Linked DNA regions of Homo sapiens: regions 2 and 3 are each linked to region 1. The links are chromatin contacts, found by Hi-C or POLR2A ChIA-PET in ENCODE. All regions are on one chromosome and are shown on one strand. Each heading gives the region's core, a stretch centred on a gene start or an enhancer-like site at or near the end of the contact. The rest is flanking DNA. Distances are from core to core; before and after follow the strand shown.

Region 1 (3,823 bases), core at 854-3,353:
GTCTCCAGAAAAAAAAAAAGAGAGAGAGAAGAGAATTTAAGGAAATTTAAGATGCCCTCTATTGCAAGGCAGGAGATCAAACCAGCTCTGATTAACTTAAAGGCAAAACATATCCCCAGCAAGAAGGCGTACAGACACTGCAGCACCCCAAACTCTCAATTTCCATGGTTTTCTGGATGTGGGTCAGGCTCCAGACACTGAGCCATTGCAGCGCTTGAGGTTTCTAGCATGTGCTACCTGAGACAGGTCATGAGCATCCAACAGTCAACGTGTCAACAACAAATATAAAACAGACTATCTCACTGCTTGCTTATTTTGTACTTTTTGAAGTTAATTCAGCACATGAAACATGAGCAAATATAATCGGGAATCAAGGTTCTTTGCCATCTTTGCCACCTCTAAAATGAACATCAGAAGAAAGCAGAAGATGAGTTTTATCAGTGGAGGTCCCCAAAGCCTTTGCTGATACCCTTAAATCAACAGCACTGTTATTCTGTTCCAGACGTTGTGCAAAGTGCTTTATACGTACCATCTAATTTAATCCTCGCAATAGCTCAGTGGCTAGGTAATGCTATTACCCCTGCCCCAGGCAAGTAAACTGAGTCTTAGAGAGAGAAAATAATTTGTCCAAAAAAAGAGCCACTGAATGAGAGTGTTGGGGTTTGAGCTTGGATCCCAATGTCCTTAATCAATTTGTACCACCCACAATATCCTTCAGGCTCAAGTGGCAAATGATTCTGTCTTCATGGGGAAGATAATGTATAACCCCTTCCGGATGGGACACGCAGAGTATGCAGTACATAGTGGGAACTTTCCAGAGAAAACCCAAGGGCAGTATTTTATTCCTACAATAAAGGTGATGTGTGTAGCTTTGTTCCTTCTCTTTCTCCCTCAACCAGATACAGTCCTCTTAGGTGCCATAAAAATACAGAAATTCACAGGGAAATCCCCAGACTCTGACTGATTCAACAAATACCGACTGCATGCATACCTACCATATGTTAGGCACTGCTAGCCATGGAGAAGCCACACTGAATACGACCTACTTCTTGCTTATTACCTGATAAACAGGTGAATTCATGAAGGGACAGGGCTGTAACATATGGAACAAACAAGAGGTTTGGATCAAGAAAAATAATAAAGGGGCTGTCCCCTTTCACGTAGGTGGTCAGCAAAGGCATGTTTAAGGGGTTGATTTTTGAACTGAACACTAAGGGATGAGAAGGAGTGAGTCCTGGGAGGCATGGAAGGTATCCCGTAATTCAGAGGCAAGGGAGATTTTATGACATCTGAGAAGAGTAATGGGGTTTAAATAAAATATTGGAAACCACGCGGCAAAAGCTCGAAGTTTCCAAGAGTCTTTTGAACACGCCAGATCTTCAAGCCACTATCTCCACACAGTGAACATGATGGAAGCAAAGCCTATGTCAGGCAGACCCCTGATAAGTACTACTATAGGCTGGGGTCTGTTGCCCCAAAACCATCAGTTCTGTGATATGGTGTCAATGTTAATGAATTATCACTGCAGGTTTGTTATTATAGGTGGTGTGACTCTTACCCGTCTCACCTAACAGGGCTCAAAAACTCAAGAGACAGCCAGGGTCACGTGGTTGGCACTGTTTTTCAATCTGGGTACAAGTCACCAACTGGGTCATCCATGAGTACTGCTGACATTCTTTGCCACGGACCTGTGGCAGCTTCTGTGTGCAGATGACACAGTCCTTTGAGGGCCATTCCCAAGAGGATCTGTGGGGGACTAGGACCTGCTTTGCCGAGTCAGCACAGAGGCAGGGATGGAGGATGAGGTGGCAGAAGATCGACATCATGTAACATCAGCCTGCACGAGCGAAACCCTACAGTTTCAGATTATCATCAGCAATACCAACTTGAAAGCAGTTAGTGAATTCTGCTTGCGAGGCAGGACCATTGTCTGACTAAGTCAAAAAAAAAAAAAAAAAAAAAGGAATAAAAAAAGAACTGTATGCTTCTCAGGGGAAATCCTCAAAACAGGATCCAGAGACCTAAGCTCTGCTAACAGGGCTACAGCAGCTGTATACATAGCTGCACGTGTCCTTGCAGATGTGCAGCAGGACAAGCTCCCAAGGCTGTACTTGCATTTACAAGGGAATACCAGGTGAGGAGCAATGGACTGCGAAACATGCGTCATCTATCAGTAAAACAACGACCAGTGAACCAGCAACAGGATGGTACAAGCTTGTCAGAGACAGAGATTTCCACTGTATCACCTGGGGTGCCTAGTACAATGCTGGCATTTATGATGTACCAGGATCCGTGCTAAGCTCTTTACAAGCATCACCTCTCTAACTCTTCAGAGTGAGCTGGCTTCTATTTTTATCCCCTTTTCCAGATAAGGAGGCCGTGGCACAGAAAGGTTAAGTAACTTGCCTAGGGTTGTTCAGCCAGGAAGTGGAAAAGGTGGAATCTGAGTCTAAGCCAATCTAACTTCAAAGCAGACACTCTTAACCATGCTGCTATCCTGTATCCACAGGAGGCATCCAAGGAGTTTCTGCGAATGCATCCATTACCCTAAGTTTTATGACTACTCGTCACAGGCCAGTATAGGCAGAGAATATATTATTAATACAAAGCATAGGGAAGTCTCATTCTATTCATTTTATGGGATAAAAAGTGGCTCACAAGAATCATGTACAGGCCAATTTGGGACAGAAAATTTGGACAGGAGTGGCTTACTTGTCCCGTGCACCCCACTCCCACGGTAAGCTTTCAGCAGAGATACAGGGAGCAACAAATCACAGAAAGGTAGGATGGAGAGTTCTGTCCCGTCCTTGAGTCTACATAAGAACAGAGGGACAATGCAAAGCTGTCAGCAATGTCCCCTGCCCATATAGGGGGAACAGAATTGGGTGTGAGTGCGTGCCACTAAGACCTCATGCTAGTACTCAAGCCTTAATGAAATCTTACATCCACAGGAAGGAAAACCCACTAGACTAGCATATTCGAGAGTTTAAATTTTGCTTTATAGCTCTCTTAATAAAGAAATGTATTTCTCAGATTTGCCATGGCACTTTCAGTAAGAATATTGTGGTCTTAAAATATTTACTGAGCTGTATCTCTGCTGAGAATTAAACAGGCTAAAATTCTAACATGTAAAATTCAAACAAGGCACAGTCAACAGAAGGCATTCATTGAAAATAAATAAAAATTAAACATGTAAGCAAAATTGACAGCATGATTTCGTAAAAGTAACCATAATGGTTGCTCAGTAAGCATTCACCTTTTCTTAGTACTAGAACCCAGAATTTACCTGGGACATCAAATTGTTCAAGTCTAAGGATGCATTTCCCAGACACCCTTACAGTTAGGGGTGGCTAATAGGATGTAAGCAGGCATCATTGGATAAGGCTACAGGGAAAGTGCTTTAAAAAGGCCTGCCTCAGCCAGGAAAACTACTTTTTGTCTTGGATGTAGAGGCAATGGCCTGAGAGCCAGCAGCCACCATGTGACCTTGAAGATGAAGGAACGCACTTGAATAAGCAGAGTAGAAAGATAGAAGACACAAACTGCTCTTCCCAGATGTTTTTACGACAGAATACTTAAATAATTTTTTATACTTATATCTCTCTTACTAGAAAACAATTCTTAACTAATATAATGACATGAAAACATATCTAAAGATGACACTACAATTTTCTCTGAGGGAAAAAAAAAACTAGAAGATTCATGAATTGGGATTCTGATTAACCCTCTATTCCCAAAGCTGTTTGTTTAAGTATGACTTGCCTTCTTAATTAGTATTGCTAGCCCAGGGAAGCATATTTGCTGAGCCTGTCTCTCTGTTTTG
Region 2 (3,823 bases), core at 413-2,912, 210 kb after region 1:
CAGATACATAATCTGGACTTCCTGGGCCCATTCCTTTGTCTCTATTTTATTTGGTATTCCCTCCCACTCATGCAATCGCTCCCTGTTCTCATCCCTTCCTTTAAGAGCAATGGGAAGAGAAGCATTGTGCCCCTAGCAAGTGCCCTTCCAGGAAAATACAGAATGTGAGCCTGCTGAGGTTGGAGAGATGAATGAGGAGCCAGGCTGGCCATGCAAGGCAAAGTGGGAGCAAACTGCAGAGGGGTGTGTGTATGTGTATGTGTGTGACTGTGGCCAGGGAGTGGCTGGGGAGGAGCAAGCTGAAGGAAAAGGAACAACATCCTGGCTCAGTGGAGCCCTAGGGGAGAGATGCAAAAGCTCTGGCTACTCTATGGGGTGCAGTAGGTTGTTTCAGATGCTTTCTTACTAAAAGCAAGACATAGATGGGCATCTTGTACATATGACCCACTTCTGAGTTTAACAAAAAAGGGCACATGGAGAGGCCCCCTAGGATGGCAGACCAAGCTGGGCAAATTTTATTCAACTCAATGCATGTCTAAGGGCTCAGTGCATGCAAAGATCGGCAACTGGCTGAGAACAGAGTCACCTTACCTACCGCAAAGGCAAAGCAACTGTGGGTTCTCTCTAAATCCTTCAGGACAAAGAACCAAAGTAAGTCTTAAGGACAATGCTTTATTTAGATATAACCACCGGGCTGTGAGAATATTTAAACATTTGGAAAACTTTGTATTGTAGCCATGAAAATGTGGTATTCTAGTCTTGGGTCTTCAATATGTAAATTTTTCTACATTTCAGAATATGAGGATATATGTAACACAGTCTCAAACCCAGAGGAGACTTTGTAACTCTATAAACAGGGTGTGAATTCACTTATTAAAGATATTTTCCTTGCACCCAAGGTGGAACGTCAAAGACAATGTGACCAAATGACAACTGCAATCCTGTGCCACTCGACAAGTAAAACCGTGTTTTCAACACTGTCTCAAAAAATGAGGGCTTTCCTCTCTCTCACCTTTCCTAAGGAGCTGGGCAAGCTGGTGCCAAACTGCCGTATGACTTCATCTCTGAAATCTGAATGGCACGTGTGAATACCCACAGTATGCCAGATTATCAGTAAGGTGATAATGCTTGTATATTATACCTGCTTGGCACCATTTGAATGAGGTTCCCTCAGGCCACTTAAGGTTTCACTTCCTGTTACTTGCACCTGCACTAATTTCAGAAGCAAATAAAAAACCCAGCAAAACCGTATTTTAGGACCTTATTCAAAAGCAAACAGACAAAAACCAAAGCAAGTCAACACAAACCCCAAAACACAGCAATAAGGTAATTAACCTGATGTTCCAAAGCTCATGCCACATATACAAGGTAGGCTTCCTTCAGTTTTTTCGTAATCTTTGCAAAGTTCTCATCCGTTATCTGCCTTGGCTATTTAATGTGACTTTTAACCAATAACGATACAATAGTAATAATCAGAAAAGCTAACATATATAAAGCTCCTGTATTTGCCAGGCACCCTGTGTCACATTCCACATGGATTATCTCATTTAATCCACCGAACAAATTGATGAGGTAAGTTCTTTATTCTGTCCTTTTAAACCCACACAAACATACACACACATTTATGGAAGATCAAGGTAAATCAGAAAGGTTAATAAGCTTTGAGTCACCCAACAAGTGTTAAAAGTCTCTGGTTGGCCGACCTTGAGTCGCTGCCCGTAACTACCACGTTGCAGTGTGACTGACACACATGACCACATTGGATGAGGATTTGGTTACACCCTTGGCCAGTGATGCAGGCTGAGATTAGCAACACTCTTTATCCCTGGAGTTAAATGTCAATTACAGAGTTTTCTTAAAAATTATTTGTAAGTGGGAATTTATATTTCAGTGGACGGGCAGACAATCATTTTGGGGAAGTTATTTCCATAACATTTTTGGAGGATGGAAATTGAAAAGAGAAAGAAAATAAATCAAATCATTACAGGCAGTGGCTCAGGCCTGTAATCTCAGCACTTTGGGAGGCTGAGGTGGGTGGATCACCTGAGGTCAGGAGTTCAAGACCAGCCAGGCCAACATGCTGAAATTCCGTCTCTATTAAAAATACAAAAATTAGCAGGGCGTGGTGGTACACGCCTGTAGTCTCAGAGGCAGGAGAATCTCTTGAACCCGGGAGGCGAGGTTGCAGGGAGCCGAGATCGCACCACTGCACTCCAGCCTGGGCGACAGAGCAAGACTTTGTCTCAAAGAAAAAAGAAAAATGAAAGAAGTCAAATCATCCACTGAGGAGTTAGGGGCTATACAGATACCAATGTCTTCTGTCAATTTGTCCATAGTGGAGTGTTAGGGGTTAAAAAAAGGATGAGAAATGATGGCTTCACGGGCTTCAGACTACCAGACCACATTAACCCACGGGCAGGCCTTCTATAGGGATACCAGGCACACTGCAGCAGGAAGGCAACATTCCTTATTGGTACCTTTGAAACAGTACTTTATTGTTAGGATATTTTATTTTGGTTGTTACCAATTCGTTGTGTAAAACTCGTTGGGTAAGAGAGAGTCTCTGCTAAATACACATATTTGGTGGCAGTGATGGGGGGGGAGCTAAACAGACTCTTAATAAGAAATTCAAATCAAGAATTACTCAAGACGACACCTGCCTTCTGGCCTAATGGAAAAATCAATCTGTCAGGTCTTAATTAAGTGCTCAGGCTAGAAAGAAAAAGCGGCAGCTTATACTTGGTATAGTACCTAGTATATTTTCGGTAGTCAAAATGTAACTAAAAGCCGTATTTGTTGCAGAAATGGTAACTATGCATAAAGATGGCCCATTTGATCCTGGGCGGCCATCTATTTAGTAAATAAAAGGTTGAAGCAGATGAATCTCATAAGCTTGTTGACAAAGATCTCTACGCATAATGATGTTGGGTTTGGATGTTTAAATGATGTTTGTATTAGAATGCCCAACTGAGGATGTCCAAAAATAAGGTAGGGGGTAACGCTGGGTGATCACAGAGCAATACTTTCTGCCCCAGAAGTCATTTGGGGTCGATAAAGGAGTACATGAGAGAAGAGGTGAACAAATGAGATATAAATAAATCAACGAGTGAATCAGTCAATAAATGAACACAGATCCATGTGTTACTTCCACAATGGCCAAGGAAACAACCAATTCTCCACTCTATTGTGTATAATCTCCCAAAAGCGCACAGGTATATGAACATCCACATCTCTCACTGACCACCATGACAGCAGTTAAAGATTCTGCCCGAGCCGCTCCTCATGCACTCAGCACAGATGTGGCTGAATGTGCGTCTCACGGGGGTTATGATCACGGTAGGGAGTGACAGTTGGCAAATGTGAGGTCCCTCTTCCCAACCTGCAAAGCAGCACAGCCAGTTTATTCTCCAACTGCCCTGACAGAGGTGGGGAAATAGAGACATTGAAAACGGTGAGTGGATTACAAGTTAATAACTGGTTTGCAAATGGTGAGCTGTCCTGAGCCACATTCTCGTTCCCCAAGGAACTCAACACCAGACACCTTGCCAGGGAAAAATAATACAGACAGACTACGTAAACACATTCAAATCCCAAACCTGACTATAAAACCCTTGTGTAGTCTAATGTTTGACCCAACTAAAGTATCATTTCCAGTCCCTGTAGTGTGAAAATTAAGGTTGTTGTGAAAAGGCAATCCAACGGGCAATTTGGAAAATAGATAGGAATGCTCTGACGTTCAAAATCTATGACTGTGAGGGAGAGAAGCCCAACAGGGGATCACGCATTTTTCCTTCCTTCAACTTATTTTTCCTTCCTTTCCTTA
Region 3 (3,823 bases), core at 457-2,956, 150 kb after region 1:
TCCGAGTGAGGTACTGGGGGTGAGGGCTTCAGTGTATACATCATGGGGGGAGGACATAATTCAACCCACAACAGCTCCTCACCTCCTGAAAGGACAAGCTAGGCCCCAAATTAAGAATCAGTTATGCTCTAGGAGGCTCAGATGGGAGAATTGCTTGAGGCTAGGAGTTCAAGACCAGCCTGGGCAACATAAAGAAGCCTCTGTCTCTACAAAAAATTAAAAATTAGCCGGGCTCAGTGACATGCACCTGATTCTTAGCTACTCAGGAGGTTGAGGCAAGAAGATCACTTGAGCACAGGAGTTTCAGATTGCAATGAGCTATGATTAGGCCACTGCACTCCAGGATGGCCAAGAGAGCAAGACTCTGTCTCTAAAAAGAAGGAATCAGGCCAGGCACGGTGGCTCACGCCTGTAATCCCAGCACTTTGGGAGGCCAAGGCGAGCAGATCACCTGAGGTCAGGAGTTGGAGACCAGCCTGGCCAACATGGTGAAACCCCATCTCTACTAAAAATACAAAAATTAGCCAGGCGTGTGGTGGCAGGCACCTGTAATCCCAGCTACCAGGGAGGCTGAGGCAGGAGAATCGCTTGAACCCCGGAGGCGGAGGTTGTAGTGAGCCGAGATTGCGCCATTGCACTCCAGCCCGGACAACACAGCAAGACTCTGTCTCAAAAAATAAATAAATAAGAAGAGTCAGGCCATGTGCGGTAGCTCATTCCTGTAATCCCAGCACTTTGGGAGTCCAAGGCGGGTGTATCACTTGAGGACCAGCCTGGCCCACACAGTGAAACCCCGTCTCAACTAAAAATACAAAAAATTAGCCAGGTGTGGTGGTACTTGCCTGTAATCCCAGCTACTTGGGAGGCTGAGGCAGGAGAATCGCTTGAACCCAGGAGGCAGAGGATGTAGTGAGCTGAGATCCCACCACTGCACTCCAGCCTGGGCAACAGAGTGAGACTCTGTCTCTAAAAAAAAAAAATCAGTTGATCTTGGGCCTTGGGCTTTGGCAATCTGAGCCAGTCCAGGTACTTCAGAAAATGAAAGCACACAGGTGCAGCACAATGGAAAGGCTTCCCCCTAGACACTTATGTGTAGTGTCCTCCCAGTGCTGTAGTGAGCTCCTTGCTCTTCCCAGCCACCAGACCTGCAGAGGGGGCTGATGCCTACCAACTGCAATGTTCAACTAAGCTCTGTCCAATCGAGTCAGCAGACCCAGCCATTGCTCATATTTACATTTGTAAAAAGTCAGGACGGAAAGTGTTCATTCCTGGCATGAACTCCCCAATCTGGGCTCATAAACATAAATCAAAGCTGAAGGTCATTTTTAAAAAATCAGTACATGCCTCATTAAAACAATTTTTTTAAAACTGAGTTTCTTGAACCACGGCCTATAATTTACAAAGTGCAAATGTCTGAGATACGTGTGCTAAATTTAAAGAAACAACTATTATTAAACACCCCATTATGTAAGGCAGTGAAATATATTTGCACTCTGTATATCCGTTATAATATTTCAACTGAGCCTCACAATGTTTGGCAGTTCTTTCCTTCGGTGATAATAAAAGGCTTTTCTTTCCATTAAATATCTAAATTAAGTCAAATAGTGTATGTTAAATAAGCCCATAAGTCCTTTTGTATGATGCAATGAAGTCTTGAAATGCTTATCTACTGAGCACTCTGGCTTAAAGGCTGGTGGTTTATGTCCCCTGCAGAGCCCCGGGACCCTGCTGGCTTGGCCAGACTGTGAAAATAAGCTTCAAATGACCAAACGCAACTGCAACTTTAAAAGTAGGAACCAGACCAGACACAACAAACCACAGTGTAGTCAGCCTCACTTGTCATAATTCATATGTGTGGAATTCAACTGTAAAAGCATTCACAGAGTGCTAAATTTCCTCCATTGGGGCATTCCATGTGGAATGTCAGATTTTGAAAAGCTGCTGATAAGCCACTCCTGATTACAAGTCTACAAGTTGTAGAATTAATAAAAAAAAAAAAAAAATTACCCCAACCCCAAAACATCTCTGTCTGTGTCATCCAATCCTAAACAATGTAGGCAAGTGCCAATATTTTTAAATAACCAGGCCATAAAAATATGCACTCAATTGGTGGCCCTGTATGAACACTGACTTCCTTTTTTTTGGTTTTCTTTTAGCTCCATGTCTACATTATTCTCCATTTTGATGGCCTACATAATGATCACTTATAGCAATCCTTTTTTTGAAAAAGAATCTCATCATGGTTCAATGACTTAAAAATATAATCCTTACAGATTTTTAAAAGAGAAACTTGAATGGATAAATATATTCATGTGTAGATTTCAAAGCCATGCATGTATATATAGATGTAAACACATGAAAATGTAATAATCCAATTAGCACATCTTTTTTGGAAACTAAATTAATCTTAACAAAACTGGCCTAAGGCTCAGGTAGGAGTTGACGGAACTGCTGGTGATGACGACAACAATAATAGCTGCCATTTAGTCAACATTTACTTTGTGCCAAGTGCAGTGCTCAGCCCTTGACATAGATTTTCCCATTTGGTTCCTCACAACAAAGCTCTGATGTAGGAATGCATCTTTATACGTGAGAAAACCACGGCTCAGAGATGGGAAGTCACCTGCTCAAGGTCACATAGTAATTAAGTGGAGGGGAACCAGGGGTTGAACCTAGTTCACATTGTGCTATATTGCCTCCCAGTGGTGCCTTAGAGACAGGATATAGGGCCTGGCGAAGGGTAGGGTAATATACCTGGCCCCTAAATGACCTCTTATCTTGGCTAAGGACAGGCAGCATAGCCTAGGCCCCATCTCAGGAGAAGATTTAAGAGCAGACACACCCTGTAAGCAAGGTAAAAAGCCAGAGCCATATCCCACCTCTCTTGCAGACACAAAGGAAGAAATCCCCACCCAAAAATGAACTCCTAACCTTCCTCCACCTATTACCTTATTGCCTTGTTACCAAAAGCACCATATGCATGTTCCTGAAGAGTCTATTTTTCCCCCATCACAACACACTTAAGTAGTACATATTTAAGACAGAAAAGCAATAGTAGTCCTCTTCTTTCTACAATGCAATCCAACTTTTCCTGGGTGACAAAAGATGAATAAAGGGATGAGAGAAGCAAAGGTGTTGGATTATTCATTTGTGAATGCCACTTCATACAACAGCTGGTCACTACCCAGTAGAGTAGAAAGAGAACAGAAAGGGAGTCAACCAACTTGGATTCTCAGTTCCATTCTGTCCCACATCCTGGTGCCGTCATCTCTTCCCACACACAGTAATGAGGGAGGAAAGACCATCTCCACCCCTGTGTTTATTTCAGACTTTCTGTGACTCTGAGAGCTTCCTTTAGGTACACAGAACCAGCACGCCAGCCCTACGGCTCAAGCACCAATGCCTAACACCAAGGAAACGTCACCCTCAAGAGTTAAACTGAGCATCTCCTTACACGGCAAACACACAGAAGGATCCCTGAGATACTAGTAAGGTCAGTTTTAGGGGAACATGAAAACAGCCTGCTCCAGTAGCATTTACCAGGCATTCCTAACTCCCTGGGCTCCCAACCTGGCCCATACCTCTTTCCTTAACTCCAGATGTGTGTACCTATCTGCCTCTACAGCCTGTCCTCTGGAATGTCTAGACATCTCAGACTCAACACGTCCAGAACTTGATTTACCCTCTCAAGCAGGCTCTATCCACGTGATTTTCAATCTCAAGCAGGCTCTGACCACATCCTTCCCCAACACAACTTGTCCTTCCCAATCATAGTCCACGGCAACTATATCCTTCTCATCACACTCAGGCCAATCATCTTTGA

The links. A loop is a pair of places that touch in the nucleus more often than their neighbours do. ChIA-PET counts read pairs that join two places held with the same protein, here RNA polymerase II (POLR2A). Pooled maps may share reads with other maps.
Region 2: a map with no recorded cell type shows a loop between it and region 1 (2.1-fold over the local background). The contact joins two enhancer-like sites. A Hi-C loop is called at or near these places in 1 of 37 single-sample maps with no recorded cell type and 1 of 50 pooled maps. POLR2A ChIA-PET finds 5 or more read pairs at or near these places in 3 of 52 experiments (H1, activated CD4-positive, alpha-beta T cell and activated T-cell).
Region 3: a loop to region 1 is called in a map of B cell, with 2.6 times the contacts of the local background. The contact joins two enhancer-like sites. A Hi-C loop is called at or near these places in 1 of 168 maps with a recorded cell type or tissue (B cell) and 6 of 50 pooled maps. POLR2A ChIA-PET finds 5 or more read pairs at or near these places in 5 of 52 experiments (AG04449, B cell, CD8-positive, alpha-beta T cell and 2 more).

The regions. Positions count from the first base shown.
Region 1 is chr3:71,354,273-71,358,095 of GRCh38, forward strand. All of the region lies in intron 4 of FOXP1 (forkhead box P1), which reads right to left. Among named protein-coding and RNA genes, the nearest start is that of FOXP1-AS1, 66 kb to the left of the region's middle. Within about 2 kb of position 2,104, at least 2 of the 41 ENCODE cell types and tissues checked have a DNase peak (open chromatin) inside an H3K27ac peak, as active enhancers do; they include B cell, where a contact is called at or near this core.
Region 2 is chr3:71,562,854-71,566,676 of GRCh38, forward strand. The region is part of intron 2 of FOXP1 (forkhead box P1); the gene reads right to left. Among named protein-coding and RNA genes, the nearest start is that of FOXP1, 19 kb to the right of the region's middle. Within about 2 kb of position 1,663, at least 5 of the 41 ENCODE cell types and tissues checked have a DNase peak (open chromatin) inside an H3K27ac peak, as active enhancers do.
Region 3 is chr3:71,509,510-71,513,332 of GRCh38, forward strand. The region is part of intron 2 of FOXP1 (forkhead box P1); the gene reads right to left. Among named protein-coding and RNA genes, the nearest start is that of MIR1284, 31 kb to the right of the region's middle. RefSeq lists a silencer at 1,049-1,343. Within about 2 kb of position 1,707, at least 4 of the 41 ENCODE cell types and tissues checked have a DNase peak (open chromatin) inside an H3K27ac peak, as active enhancers do; they include B cell, where a contact is called at or near this core.